Regions from separate parts of the Mus musculus genome. Here region 2 is linked to region 1. Evidence: chromatin loops called from intact Hi-C (ENCODE). Cell type or tissue: gastrocnemius. All regions are shown on one strand. Links, peaks and the distances in the headings refer to the core of each region. The heading gives the core; the rest is flanking DNA.

Region 1 (7,480 bases), core at 1,746-5,745:
GGGCCAGGATGTGGATGCAGCCACTCTAGCTCGTATTGACCTGGAGCGCAGAATCGAATCCCTCAACGAGGAGATCGCGTTCCTTAAGAAAGTGCATGAAGAGGTACTGGGAGCCCTTGGGTGATGGTGAAGGCAACTAGAAGAGGGGCGTGGCATGGGAGTGAGGGTGGTCGTGGGGATAACTCTGAAATGGGATGTGTGTGTGAAGGTGCTTTGGGAGGGTCCAGAAGGGGACTGAAGCCCCCGCTGTGCCCTGCAGGAGATCCGTGAGCTTCAGGCCCAGCTTCAGGAACAGCAGGTCCAGGTGGAGATGGACATGTCCAAGCCGGACCTCACAGCTGCCCTCAGGGACATCCGGGCTCAGTATGAGACCATCGCGGCTAAGAACATCTCTGAGGCTGAAGAATGGTACAAGTCCAAGGTGGGTGGTCTAGCCTAGGAACTCAGGCACCTGTCCTCCTCTATCTCCATGTGAAATGCTTCCTGTACTTGCATCTATGGAGCAGGGTGAATGTAGAGTCTCCATACTCCCTTGCCTATGCTGCATCCCGCTTCTCTCCCTCTCAGAGACCCTCTCTCTGCCCTCAGGTTTCAGACTTGACTCAGGCAGCCAATAAGAACAACGATGCGCTGCGCCAAGCCAAGCAGGAGATGATGGAATACCGACACCAGATCCAGTCCTACACCTGCGAGATTGATGCCCTCAAGGGCACCGTGAGTCCCTCCCCATCCCCACAACCTCAGCTTCTTTCTGCCTGCTACTTAGCTCATACCTTCATCCTGTGACACTTTGAGCCCAGTACAGACCCTGTGGGGGCCTCCATGTCCTCAACCCACAGAGATGGCAAAACCAGATGGGTGGATTCCTAGTTGGGTACTAAGGAATCAGATGTGTCACCCTGTGAGGTTGGATGACGGGTACTGATGCTCCTCCTTAAGTGGTTTATTCTGCATGGCCAGCCACATAAGACCTTACTAGAGCACAGGGTTCCACAGCTAAGAAAAAGCCTTTGACAATTCTTCCACCTGACCATAAGAACCTGGAGATGCCTCCAGCCTCCAACCTCCAACACTGGGTCTCATTTCCATCCCGGTTCTCTAAGGCCCTCCCTCCTAGACATGCTCTGAGCCTACCCTTGACTTGGACCCCCCTCATCCCTTGCAGAACGACTCCCTGATGAGGCAGATGAGGGAGCTGGAGGATCGCTTTGCCAGCGAGGCCAATGGCTATCAGGACAACATTGCGCGCCTGGAGGAGGAGATCCGACACCTAAAGGATGAGATGGCCCGCCATCTGCGCGAGTACCAGGACCTGCTCAATGTGAAGATGGCCTTGGATGTGGAGATCGCCACCTACCGGAAGCTACTGGAGGGCGAGGAGAGCAGGTGAGGGTCCAGGTGTAGGGTTGGGGTGCTGGGATCCCAGTCAACAGGGTGCTGGGAGCCCAAGCCCACCCCATATCTCAACAAAACCTGGAAGCAGTTTTACACAAGAGGCTACCATTCTGCCCATTGCAGAAAATTAACGAGGGCCACTTGGGTAAAGCACAATGTAATTAACAGCTTTTTATTGAGAGAGAGAGAGACAGAGAGAGAGGGAGAGAGAGAAGTATTCCCTTATCCACCTTTAGAATTAAAAACCTACAGCATAAAATCATATTTGGCAATCAGTAATAAAATATTACTGCCAGTCAAGGGAGCCATGAAAGCAGAGTGGAAAATGATGAGGATGGAAGGGGCGGGGCTAGAGACAAACAGAGAAATAGAGAAGCAGGAAGCCTTGTACACTGATAGAGAGGAGGCTAAGGGGAACGCACATACAAACACACAGTCACTTGTGCTCAAAGGAAAAGACACAGATAAGGTGCTCAAAGCAACCCACCCAAACTTCAGATATGACAAACAGGAGTGTGACCCAGCAGTGGTGGTACCCGCCTTGAATCCCAGCACACAGGAGGCAGAGGCAGGTGGAACTTTTATGTTCAAGGCCAACCTGGAATACGGATGAGTTCCAGGACAGCCAGGGCTACATAAAGAAACCTCATCTCAAAAACAAAACAAAAACAAAACCCAACACACACACACACACACACACACACACTCACTCACACACACAGAGTCCTCTGAGGGAATCTTTTGGGAGACAGAAACATTATGAATCTGGATTGTTCCGGAAGTTACATGGAGATATACTTCTTAAAACTCACTAGAAGTACTCTAACATTTCCGTTGTATGTTAGTTTAACGTCAATTTAAGACAGATCAATGATGCCAACAAGTTGTACCCGTCAGTACTCATAAGAAGCATGGCGAGGTGTCTAAGTATAGAATCATAAGGAGAATTCAGGGGTTTTACTTGTTTCTTTCGAGAAGGGTCTACGATAGCGTGGGCCGGCCTCAAACATGCTGTGTTGTTCAAGGATGGCCTTGAACACCCGTTCCTCTCCTCTTCATTTCCTAAATGATGGGACCTAACAGACTGTGCCACCATGCCTGGTTCATGTGGTGCTGGGGACTGAACCATAGCTTCCTGAACGCTCAGCAAGCTATCTTCCAACTGAGCTCCATCCCCAACCCCTGCATTTTGTAGAACGCACACCTAACACACCATGAATGACCTTTTAAGGTAGCTAGAGAGAGATCCTCTCTTGTAGCCTAGGCATAAATGGCTAGCTCCTCGATCTGGCTTGACTGGGGGGGGGGCACAAAGTGAGTTTCTCAGCCTCTGTCCATGCCTCCCCTAGTACCAGGAGCAAGGACGATCGGGGGCCTGGAGGGTGCAGTGGGGTAGCTATGCCCGAGGTCAGGATGAGAATGGGTGAACTTTCTAGAAGGGGCAATTTCTGGACAGCTAGAGTTGGCTCTTGCTCTGTGCATTGTGAGTAGTAGTGGTATTGGGCTCAGTGGGCCTGGGACAGCTGGGAATGCTTGGGGAGAAGCAGATTAAAGAGTGAGGAGCAGGATTTCAGGGGAAGATTGGAGTGCTCTTAACCCTCTGGGGACATGGTCTCTCTCGCTTCAGGATCAACCTTCCTATCCAGACCTTCTCTGCTCTCAACTTCCGAGGTGAGTGTGGGCTGGAGGGTAGAGATGGGCTGCAGGGATTCAGTTTGGGTAGCCCAAGTCCATTAGGAGAGAAGGATAGACCCCTGGAGGAGGCCAGGCTTGAAAGAAAAAGAGGACTGTAGCTAAAGCACTCAGGTGGTGGTGGTGGTGGTACTGTTTTGTGTTCTATTGTGCTGACTACATCCCCCCAGCCTTCTGGATTATTGGTTCTCAAGAATCAGATGTGTCTTGAATCCCTAACTCTGGAAGCTGCAGGGGTGTCCCCCTGGCAGTTGGAGCATCTCGCTCTCTGCACAGGAAGGTAACCCCTTGCTCATGAACCGTCTGGAATGCTGCCAGAGAGCACTTGGCACACCGTTCTCTGGCTGTTTGTTGAGTGCCCTATTTGTGAGAGCAAGATGTTGGATGCATATTTAAAAAAAAAAAAGCCAAATTTTAGCAAAGCCAAACAATGAGGCGAACGAGCTTTGAGGGCACGTTGCCATCCTGACATTAGTAATATGCAGATCAAGTGGCTTCCCAGCCCCAGAGAGCAGAAAAGAATTCACTAATGATACATTAGGAGAGCAAGTCGGAGATCTTGGCAGCGTCTCCTTTCCTAGATCAAACCTTTTATATCTTCGATGTTCATTTCCATCAGGAAAAATACACGCTGTGCTCCATCGAGTCAAACGTTCATTACAGCCTAGTTGCTTGCTAAGGGACTCATGAGCGCCAAACTCCTGACACCACGGAACTAAATGTGACCCCCACTATGAAAACTCAGATTTCTTTTTTCACTTATTTGTTTATTCAGATACCAAGTATGTGTTCTGCATATAAAATCACTTTTGCTGCGGATCAGCAGCTCTGAGACAGAATAAGTGGACTATCATGGCTGCTACTTCCCAGAGAGGAAACTGAGGCACAGGAGGGACTAGCTCCTGCATCATTAAGACATTAAACAGCTCATCCTGGAGCCTCTAGGTTCCTCCAGCAGGTCTATAGGCCTGGGCTTTGAGGTCCTGTCTTAGATGAGAGTCCACGGATATAAACTCACCATTCAGGACTCTTCTGAAAATCTGGAGGTGGAGAGAGAGCAAGGCAGGATAGGAAACATGAATACTGTTCCCGGGCCTTGGGTCCCCTGCTATCCTGTACCAACACACAGCACAATCTTTTGGCTCTTGAAGCCATTCCTCTAGCAAGACTGGTCCCTCTCTCTATAAATCATCTGTTGGGTGCTGGGTTCCAGGATGAGGTCTCAAAGAAGTCAGACAGTTGTCATAAGAAAGGTGAAAGTCAGCTAGCACTTGGAGCAATGCAGCCTGGGGTGGATTTCCAGTCATGGTGCAGCTTAGGTATGAACCTGGCCAGGCTCATATGAGCATGGGGTGGGTCTATTACAGAAACCAGCCCCGAGCAAAGGGGTTCTGAAGTCCATACCAAAAAGACAGTGATGATCAAGACCATTGAGACCCGGGATGGAGAGGTGAGTGGTGTCGGACCCCTTGTCTGACAGCCCGGTGTCTTTCACCAGCTGGGTGGCTTCCAACCCTGGATGGGGTGGGTGGGCCTTGCTGCCTTGGGGTGGAACAGTTTGGGGTGAGGCTCTTCTAAGCCAGCAGTGGATAGACTGGCCTTCTCCTCCTGCTTAGGTTGTCAGCGAGGCTACACAGCAACAACATGAAGTGCTGTAAGCCAGGAATTCAGTGTCCTGGCCCCGTCCTCACTGCCTCCTGAAGCCAGCCTCTTCCACTCTCGGATATCACACCCAGCCACTTTTCTCCACTCACAGGCTCTGACCCCCCCTCACCGATCACCCCTTTGTGGTCTTCATGCTGCCCAACCCCAGGGAACCCCTCAGCCACCTCTGCAGACCCTCCCATGAGCCCTGGCTATTGGCAGGTGTCAAAGCTGGCTCTTAAGAGAGAACCCAGCTCAAGTCATCGCCCTTCCCCTTCCACCTTTGTGACCCCTGGCTTAGGAGAGGGTACCAGAGAGGGTGTTGGGATCTGCAGGGTCAGGACCGAGTTTGTGGACATCCCCAGCCTGGGTCAGAGACAGAATGAAGCCTCAGCGAGCTGAGATGGAGAGTGGGGGGCCTGAAAACTGCCCTCATGGCCCCTCTCTTTCCCATCGCAGCCCAGGATGGCCTTGGAAAGCGGGGGCTGTAAGAGGGAAGCGGAAGGTGCTGGATGTGGGAGCAGGAGCTACAGAAGGAGAGAGGATGGGTGAGGAGCTGGAGAGGAAGGAAGAGAGAGGCAGAGAGTGGGCTCAGGTTGGTGGGAGGGTACCACCTCCCCTGCCTGCCCCTCCCACCGCAGGGGCCTGGACAGAAACAATAATAAAGAGACAAGCACAAACCTGCATGGCCCTGTCATCTTGACTGTGTCTCAGGGGGAGTCTGGACCGTGTCACACCCCCATTGCCCTGGGATGAACTGTGTCAGTGTCATGCTCAGCGAGATTGAACAGTAGGCCTCTGGGTGCTGTAGTCTGGGGAGCGTGGGGTGCTGGAGAAGGGGTTTCTGTTAAAAAGCCACAGAGCCTTCGGTCCAGCCTTCTATCCCCTTAGGCTACCTATCCCCTTAATATCACCTGGGCATCGGGTAAGGTAGGGATGGGGACAGTCCTATTCTACAGACTGGCTGTGAAGGAAGTTCCCTCGGTCCTTTTGTCCCCAAGGCACTGCCAGTCCCTTTCCATTGAGACAATGTCTCCTGTAACCCAGACTGGCTGCAAACTCCCTCTGTACCCAACCATTCAGCTTTAAACTCCTCATCCTCGAGGCTCAGCCTTTTAACCCTTTCTTTAATGCGCAGAAGCCGATCCAGGCAAAATAACGTTGTTCACAGAAGTGCAAAGACAAGACTTTTTACTTGGGTGAAAAACAGCTCGGCACTCTTAAGAGAATGTCAAGCCACCCTCTATCCATAAGCAGTTCCAATGGAATTTAGTCTCAATTAAAATACCAGAGGGAGCCAGGGCCGGTGTGCTGCCTGTAATCCTAACAGGGGCTCAAGAGGTTGGGACCAGAAGACTTCAGGTTCAAAGCCAGCCTCTGCTTCCTAATGAGGCCCTGTATAAGAAACAAAACAAAACAAATACAAACAACAACACCCAAGAACAAACAGAAGGAAAATTTGAGGTAGTTAGGGGAAATGGAAGGGTATAGGAGTTATTGAAGAAAAGAAAAGAGAAATCAATTGAATAAAATATGTATATGTATTATGAGGCCATGATAACATAGATCAGTGATTCTCAACTTTCCTAACGCTGCGACCCTTTAATACAGTTCCTTACGTGGTGGAGATCCCCCAACCATAAACTTATTTTTCGCTGCTACTTCATAACTGCAGTTTTGCTACTGTTAAGAATCATAAGGTCAAAAACCAACCAAACAACAACAACAACAACAACAACAACAACAAAAACGAACAAACAAACAAAAACGACCGGGCAGTGTTGGCGCACACCTTTAATCCCAGCACTCAGGAGGCAGAGGCAGGCGGATTTCTGAGTTCGAGGCCAGCCTGGTCTACAGAGTGAGTTTCAGGACAGCCAGGGCTACACAGAGAAACCCTGTCTCAAAAGAAAAAAACAAAAACAAAAAAGAATCATAAGGTCAATATCTAATATTTGACCCCCACAGATTGACAACTGCTGACTTAGAAAGTTTTGTTGATGAAAAGGAACCGCCTAAGACATTGATGGGATAAAACAAGCGTCACGCATGTATGGGATGCTGGAGCGTGTTTAAGGAGGCCTTTCAGTCTAGGGGGAGACACTTAGCGACAGAGAACTTAGCGACAAGTGAGGAGCCTAAAGGTCTGGGGGCGGAGCATAAAGTTATCTCTCTTCCCAATTCTTCCTAAGAAAGGTTTCAGGTCAAAGAAAGATTTAAGGAACATGATAATCCTTTGGTCCTGAGGATCCATATTGCTCCCTGCCCCATATCTAAATGACTAAAGGAGTATGGAAGAAGATAAAAATCAAAATGATGATGAAGTCACACATACAGGTGCAGGCGAATGAATCTAATGAGGCTTTAAAGTCTCTGTCGGTCATCCTACACTAGCTCTCTTGGGCAGTGCAGTCTGTCTTTCCCCTCTTTTTGGATGCACCTCTGTTTTCACAAATCCCCACTTTCTTGAAGCAGGTCCACTGCGAGGATCCACCCAAGTTCCCACCACTGCCACCTGTGACCTCACCCCCACCCCCGTCATTTCCGCCTCCCACACGCTCTAAGAGTCAGCATTATAGACGAACTCTCGCAGAACGCGAATTAGAATGCCGGCCAGTGCCTTTACACGGTCAGTGCCTTTACACGGGACTAGAACAGGCAGTACGAGCGAGCAAGGTGCTACCTACCTTTGAAACTGCCTACCTTTGAACTCGTGCGCTGACTGCTCCGAGAAACCCCAGCGCTGAGG
Region 2 (7,480 bases), core at 2,009-6,008, 63 kb after region 1:
ACTCTATCCTGGCTCAGTTTTGGGGAGAATGGATCTAAGCTTGCTTTCGACTCAGCTGGGCTTGAGAAGGCTATTTCTAAGCCCTGGTCAAGGCTGTGGGGGTGTAGGACTGGTGGGAGGGCGTGGGGGACAAGCTGGATGGAAGAGGGTAGAAATGGAGGGGGTGGCGGGTGGAAAGAGCATCCGCAGAGAAATGTGGGGTTGCTAATCCCTTCCCACCCGGGGCCTCCATTTTTCTGTGCAGCTGATTCCCTGCTGAGCAGTGAGTGCCCTCTGACCCCGTTCTCCCCCTGCAGGAAGAGGCCCCTCCCAGGTCCACTTTATCAACTGGGGCTGATCCTGGACTAATGACAGTAGGACATCTTTTACCTCTTACGCTGGCCTGCTTTGTTCCCTCCGCAGTACCCCGACTGCGGGCAGCAACTGAGGAGACCATTCCCAGTACACTGGAGGATAAGATCGAGGCCCCTCCTTGGGGAACAATAGGGTCCTGTACTTCCTCTGAATTCCTGCTCCCTCCTGGTTCTTGTGGTTACTGCTTTCCTAGGGGTCTTTAGCTCTCTCTCTCCCCAGGTGAAGTGGACACACCCCACCCCCGTGACCTAAACCAGATTGGATTTTTTGTCTTAAGGAACAATCCAGGGACCACAAAATCAAATCACAGTGCCTCTGAGGACTTGCAGAATTGGCACAAGCCCCTTGCCTTGGGCAAGGTCACCAGCCAGGGTCCAGGCAGCTTTTCTTTTTTTTTTTTTTTTTAAGATTTATTTATTATATGTAAGTACACTGTAGCTGCCTTCAGACACTCCAGAAGAGGGAGTCAGATCTTGTTACAGATGGTTGTGAGCCACCATGTGGTTGCTGGGATTTGAACTTCGGACCTTCGGAAGAGCAGTCGGGTGCTCTTACCCACTGAGCCATCTCTCCAGCCCCCAGGCAGCTTTTCTGCTTTGCCCAAACAATCCCTCTTTCCAGGTTCAGCTCCTGCCTTCTCTGCTGGGCGGTTTGGGAGCACTTCCTGCGTAGACTCTGTGTCGCCTTTCCTTTTCACAGCAGACCCTCCCCACCCAAGCTTGATCGGTCTCAGCCTCTCAAGTCACAGATTAGAAATGCAGTTTCAGAAGGGGCATGGGACTTGCTTAGGGTCCTGGGGTCTACTCTTCTCTCTTGCTCTTTTTAGTGGCATGAATGAGTATGCAGGAATGTCAGGAGCCTCCTCTAAATCCCAGAGACACAGCGAGGCACGCTTCCAGGGGCTGCCCATAGGGGGCGCTGGCTTCAGCTTTCTTGAGACTGCACAGTCTTTATTTTTTTTATTTTATTTTTTTTTTGTTTTCGAGGCAGGGTTTCTCTGTGTAGCCCTGGCTGTCCTGGAACTCACTATGTAAACCAGGCTAGTCTCAAAATCAGAGATCCTCCTGCCTCCAGCCTGAACAACTTTCAGGAGTATATATTTTTTCCTTCCATCATGTGGATTTGTTGGACGGAACTCAGATCACAAGGCTTGGCGGCAGGTGCCTTTATTTGCTGAGCTGTCACACTGGCCCCAAGACTGCACATTCTGATAACAGATGCTTCGCACAGCCCATGTTAGCTCGGGCCCCTGCTTCCTCTCCTTTTCCTGCTCATTTGCCCTGCAGTGGCCCAGAGGGAGTTTAAATTGCAGAGTCTTAACTGTTATCATTCTTCAAACTGTGTTTGTTTTTATTTTAACAAACGCCCATAGAGCACTTATTTACTGCTGGTCTTAGCTCTAAGTGACTTACACACGTGAGGTAAGCACCGGGCATCTTCAGTCATCAGTCAGGGAGAAGATGGTTCTGCATATGTTGAGAGGCTGGAGAAGGTGATGCCCACTACAAGAAAACCTGGAGGCACACAGGGCATGAGGCTCTATTCTCCTACATACGGCCAGGAGGCGAGAATCATTCACTGTACTGGCCATGCTACCAGGGCTCACAGGCATCTGTCTCTCCCTCAGCAGCAAGCAGCCAGGGTCCTGAGCTGTCTCTCTTTTCCTTCAGATTTCCCCCCAGTCTTCCACATCAAACTCAAGGACCAGGTGCTGTTGGAGGGGGAAGCAGCCACCCTGCTCTGCCTACCCGCAGCCTGCCCAGCACCCCGCATCTCCTGGATGAAAGGTAAACACATTGTATCTTCAGTAGAGAGGGGAGGCAGCTACATGCAGTTCCTAGTCAAAGGGCATGGGAGAGGCTAGGCCACGGGGAGGCAGAAGGAAGTAAAGGGCAAGGGAGGGAAACCTGGATTCACTCAGCTGCTCCGTCTATGCCTTCTTGTCCCCAGATAAGCAGTCCCTGCGTTCAGAGCCCTCAGTGGTCATTGTGTCCTGCAAAGATGGACGGCAGCTGCTGAGCATACCCCGGGCCGGCAAGCGGCATGCTGGGCTCTATGAGTGCTCAGCCACCAATGTCCTGGGCAGCATTACCAGCTCCTGTACTGTGGCCGTGGCCCGTGAGTTAGTGGGAGGGCAAGGCCAATGTAGCAGGGATGAGGAAGTGGGCTAGGGCATGCTGAACCCGCATATGTTGAACCCGCATCTCCTTCTCCTTCCAGGCATTCCAGGGAAGCTAGCTCCTCCAGAGGTGCCCCAGACCTACCATGACACAGCACTAGTAGTGTGGAAGCCAGGAGACGGTCGGGCACCTTGCACATACACTCTGGAGCGGCGGGTGGATGGTGAGGGCAAGGCAGGGTGAAGGGAGCAAGTGGCAGGCCAAGGGTAGGGGTGGGGCTGTTTGGGAAGGCCGGAGTCCTCACCAGATAGAGGCATCTTCTCTGGGCTCTTGTAGCATAGAGAGCTGGGGCCATCGCTCTAGGGCCTCAACCCTCCCTCCGCTGTGCTGTCTGCAGGGGAATCTGTCTGGCACCCTGTGAGCTCAGGCATCCCCGACTGTTATTACAATGTGACTCAGCTGCCTGTCGGCGTGACCGTGCGGTTCCGTGTGGCCTGTTCCAATCGTGCTGGGCAGGGGCCCTTCAGCAACCCTTCTGAGAAGGTCTTCATCCGAGGCACTCCAGGTCAGCGGGAGGTGCAGGGCGGTGATGTCGGAACCCAGGACCTCTCTGCTCCTTGGAGCGTCCCAGCTCTGCTCCCAGAACATTCCGTGATGATTTTCCTTGTCTTTTCCTAGATTCTCCTGCTCAGCCAGCTGCTGCTCCCCGAGATGCCCCTGTTACCTCAGGGCCAACCAGGGCCCCACCGCCTGACTCTCCTACCTCACTGGCCCCCACCCCCGCTCTTGCGCCCCCAGCCTCCCAGGCATCCACTCTCAGCCCCTCAACTTCCTCCATGTCTGCCAACCAGGCCTTGTCCTCACTCAAGGCTGTGGGTCCACCACCCGCAACCCCTCCACGAAAGCACAGGGGCCTTCTGGCCACCCAGCAAGCAGAGCCATCCCCACCCAGTATCGTGGTCACCCCAAGTGAACCCAGGTCTTTTGTCCCTGACACTGGAACCCTGACCCCAACCTCTAGTCCTCAAGGGGTTAAACCAGCACCTTCCTCAACTTCCTTGTATATGGTGACTTCCTTCGTGTCTGCACCTCCAGCCCCCCAGGCCCCAGCCCCTGAGCCCCCTCCTGAGCCCACCAAGGTGACTGTGCGGAGCCTCAGCCCAGCCAAGGAGGTGGTCAGCTCCCCAACTCCTGAGAGCACCACTCTTCGGCAGGGTCCCCCTCAGAAACCCTACACCTTCCTGGAGGAGAAGGCCAGGCAAGCAGGGATAGGGAGAAAGTGGGAGAATGGACGGGACACAGGGAACAAGGGATACAGTTTGGATTCAGAGAACAGTGTAGACTGTCCTGGCTAAGGACCATTTGAGTTCAGCTAGCTACTGTCTTGAGCTTGAGCCATGTACTCTTCACAACTGTGAGAGGAAGGCACAGCCTTGCCACTGTGATCACCCCTTTCACAGATGAGAAAACTGAGGTTATGTGCTCTCCCAAAGGTAGAGAGCCAGGAGAGCTGGAAGCTTTGCTCCTAGCACTGAACTCCAAAGCCCACTGTGTTTTTGTTTTGTTTTGTTTTGGAAAGATTTATTTAATGTATGTGTACACTGCGGCTGTCCTCAGACACACACCAGAAGAGGGCACTGGATCCCATTATAGATGGTTGTGAGCCATCATGTGGTTGCTGGAATTGAACTCAGGACCTCAGGAAGAATAGTCAGTGCTCTTAACCGCTGAGCCATCGCTCCAGTCCGCCCACTGCGTTCTTGTTCCCATGGTCCCTGCTTCCCATTTTAGTTCTCACAATGATAGTGCCCACCCTGAGTCTGTGGCATCCCTCCTACACACACAGGGGCCGCTTTGGCGTTGTGCGGTCATGCCGGGAGAATGCTACGGGCCGAACGTTTGTCGCCAAGATCGTGCCGTACGCCGCGGAGGGCAAGCGACGCGTGCTGCAGGAATACGAGGTGCTTCGGACGCTGCACCACGAGCGGCTCATGTCCCTGCACGAGGCCTACATCACCCCTCGGTACCTCGTGCTTATCGCTGAGAGCTGTGGCAACCGGGAACTCCTCTGTGGGCTCAGCGACAGGTAGCTGGGTGTCCCCAGGGAAAGGGTAGCAGGAGTGGAGGAGGCTGACTGGAAGGTCACCCGTTTAGCCTATGGTGACACCCCACCCCGACCCTAGATTCCGGTATTCAGAAGATGACGTGGCCACCTATGTGGTGCAGCTGCTACAAGGCCTGGACTACCTCCACGGCCACCACGTGCTACACCTGGACATCAAGCCGGACAATCTACTGTTGGCCGCTGACAATGCCCTTAAAATTGTGGACTTCGGCAGTGCTCAGCCCTATAACCCTCAGGCCCTGAAGCCACTTGGCCACCGCACAGGCACTCTGGAGTTCATGGGTAAGAGGGCCAGCAGCCGGGTCGTGGTAGAGGGCTAGAGGATTGCCACAGGGGCATGCCAGGCTCACCCCCTCCACCCACACATGTACCACTCATATATTACCCGCTATGTAAATAATGAAAGAGAGTTTTTTTTCCATTGATCTTTACAATAGCCCCGGAGTTGGGCACTACAGTACTCCCTTTTTACAGATGAGGAAGGAGAAGCACCCTGACATTAAGTTATTTGTCCAATTAGACAGTTACAAATAACTGCAATGGGATTTGCAAAAGCTGGAAAGACGAGAGAATCAATTACAACTGTACTGAGCAGGGAAAGCCAGTCATTTAGCTACCTGCTAACCGGTACTTATTATCGTTATTCCTTAAAGTTATTCTACAAGCCGCACTTTAGAGACAAGACAATGGGGAGCCAGGCAGGTTTAGTAAATCGCCCGAGGTCCCATCGTGAGAAGGGGCAGGCTTGGGATTAGAGCCAGCCAGGCTGATTTCAAAGGCTCTTAATCTTGGGGTTGGCCACAACTCTGTAAATGAGAGCACTGCTTCTGAGCTGGTCCAGGGCAGCTTGTGACATTGTATCTTGGGTCTTCTGGAATCTCCGTTACTCAGTGGCGAGTGGCCCACATCACCCCCTCATCTGTCCTGCCTGCTGACCTCTAGGGCCTGCTGTTCTGGTTTTAATCATGCTTTGGTAACGGCCACGGTCCTGCTTCTTACGGCCCCAGAACTCCCCCCAACCCCCGCCCCAACCCAGCCTCCCTCTCCCTGTTCCCCTGCCACGGGGAACCTAAGCCAGCTTGACCTCTGTCTCTTGTCAGCTCCTGAGATGGTGAAGGGAGACCCCATTGGCTCTGCCACGGACATCTGGGGAGCGGGTGTGCTCACCTACATCATGTGAGTGGCCTGGCCCTGGTCCAGCCCCATGCTTCCTCTGCCCATGATCCCTCCCTCTACCTGTTCTAGATCTCATCCCACTTCTGCCCACCCCTCCCTCATCCTGCATTTCCCTGTCTCCCAGGCACGCAACCAAAAGCAAAGTGGCATTATCCCTGAATACTGTGCCCCTTCCAGATGTCCTACATGAATGTCTCTTAGACCTTTCAACTGCACATCACTCTAAGGTAGAGGCAATGAGAGAGGCATCCGAGATGGCAATTCACCTTTCTTCCACAACAGGCTTAGTGGGTACTCCCCATTCTATGAGCCAGACCCCCAGGAAACAGAGGCTCGGATTGTTGGGGGTCGCTTTGATGCCTTCCAGTTGTATCCTAACACATCCCAGAGTGCCACCCTCTTCTTGAGAAAGGTCCTCTCAGTACATCCCTGGTGAGTAGGCCCCCTACCTGCCAACCCTCCAGTGTTATCTATTTCTGAATGCAGACCACCATGGCTTCACTTGGCCAAAGATTCCCAACTCCTCCATAGAGAGCTGCAGCAGAAGCTGTCACACTGCCGTCCATTTAAAGTCCGCAACAGCCCTGGGAAAGGCAGAGTCAGTCCCTATTGCAGAGACTGGGAATCTGAGCCCATGAGCTGCCCAGTATCAGAATCAGGATTGATAAAGGGCCTGAGGGAGGGAACAGCCTGCCTTCTCCCAGAGCTTCTTTCCTGGTTCATGATCTCTGGCTTGCCTGGCAGGAGCCGGCCCTCTCTGCAGGACTGCTTGGCCCACCCATGGCTGCAAGATGCCTACCTGATGAAGCTGCGCCGCCAGACACTCACCTTCACCACCAACCGGCTCAAGGAATTCCTGGGCGAGCAGCGGCGACGTCGGGCTGAGGCTGCTACCCGTCACAAGGTGCTGCTCCGCTCCTACCCTGGCAGCCCCTAGGTGGCACAGACCGCAGCCCGGCCACGGGCTTCAACTTGGGTTCTCACTCGCGCTGCCAAGGGACATTCCAGAGCCCATGCTGAGCTGGACAGGCAGGGGCTTCAGATACCAGCAGCAGCAGCAGCAGCAGCAGCAGCAACATCTGGCTGGGCTATTACCTCATGGACCTAAGAGGACAAGGCCCTGGGGCTTCAGCCGAATGTCACCCCGGCCATAACCAGAGCAGGAGACCCACTGGCCAGGCTGGGCAAGGGTGAGAGCAGAAAGAGGCAAAGAGGGAGTTGGGAAGTGAAGAATGAGACGGAGGATAGAGAGGGAGGAGTTTGAGGAAGGTTCTAGGCTGGAGTGGAATGCTATATCTCAGGGAGAAGCCAGAAGGGGACATGGCTGAAGAGGAAGAAGGACCCTGTGATGTGGGAATGTGGTGGAGAGGAGGACTGGACATAGAGAGTGTGCCAGGAGCCAGAGCAGAGACATAAGGGAGGGCAGAAGGGTAGAAGGCAACAGGAGTGGGCTCAGGGGTGGCAGGGCAGGCCAGCAGCTGCATCTTCAGAAAGAGAGAGGAGAAAGGCAAAGAGACGAAAGGCCGCTCCAGCTGGTCTCCTGTCCCAGCCGATGCAGTTCTGGGCGTTCTCCACTGGCCCAGGGATGTCCTCACTGCTCCTCCATGGCCTTTGCCCTCCTTCCCATTTGTATTTATTTATTTATTGCCTTTTGTGGAGTTTCCTTTCTATCCAGTCCCTAGTGCCTATGTTGTCCCGACCATCC

What was found. A loop is a pair of places that touch in the nucleus more often than their neighbours do. Peaks named below come from ENCODE experiments on the same cell type or tissue, not always from the same donor. Only the 100,000 strongest peaks of a DNase experiment are listed, where the experiment ranks them.
Region 2: it touches region 1 in a loop (2.7-fold over the local background); 4 of 42 quality-filtered maps call a loop at or near these places.

The regions. Positions count from the first base shown.
Region 1 is chr1:75,362,306-75,369,785 of GRCm38, forward strand. It overlaps Des (desmin), which reads left to right. Exons shown (of 9, transcript NM_010043.2): 3 at 8-103; 4 at 260-421; 5 at 589-714; 6 at 1,166-1,386; 7 at 3,023-3,066; 8 at 4,455-4,537; 9 at 4,704-6,274. The coding sequence ends at 4,745. It overlaps Gm15179 (predicted gene 15179), which reads right to left. Exons shown (of 4, transcript NR_037976.1): 3 at 7,435-7,480; 4 at 5,905-6,126. Among named protein-coding and RNA genes, the nearest start is that of Des, 5.8 kb to the left of the region's middle. In gastrocnemius, for the core only: no CTCF peak of the experiment used is centred there; a DNase peak (open chromatin) is centred at 3,403; H3K4me3 peaks cover 1,756 bases; H3K27ac peaks cover 3,426 bases.
Region 2 is chr1:75,424,740-75,432,219 of GRCm38, forward strand. It overlaps Speg (SPEG complex locus), which reads left to right. Exons shown (of 41, transcript NM_007463.4): 32 at 2,025-2,141; 33 at 2,305-2,472; 34 at 2,575-2,697; 35 at 2,872-3,039; 36 at 3,153-3,732; 37 at 4,321-4,560; 38 at 4,658-4,881; 39 at 5,700-5,775; 40 at 6,058-6,207; 41 at 6,520-7,480. The coding sequence ends at 6,712. Among named protein-coding and RNA genes, the nearest start is that of Gmppa, 7.5 kb to the right of the region's middle. In gastrocnemius, for the core only: no CTCF peak of the experiment used is centred there; no DNase peak of the experiment used is centred there; H3K27ac peaks cover 957 bases.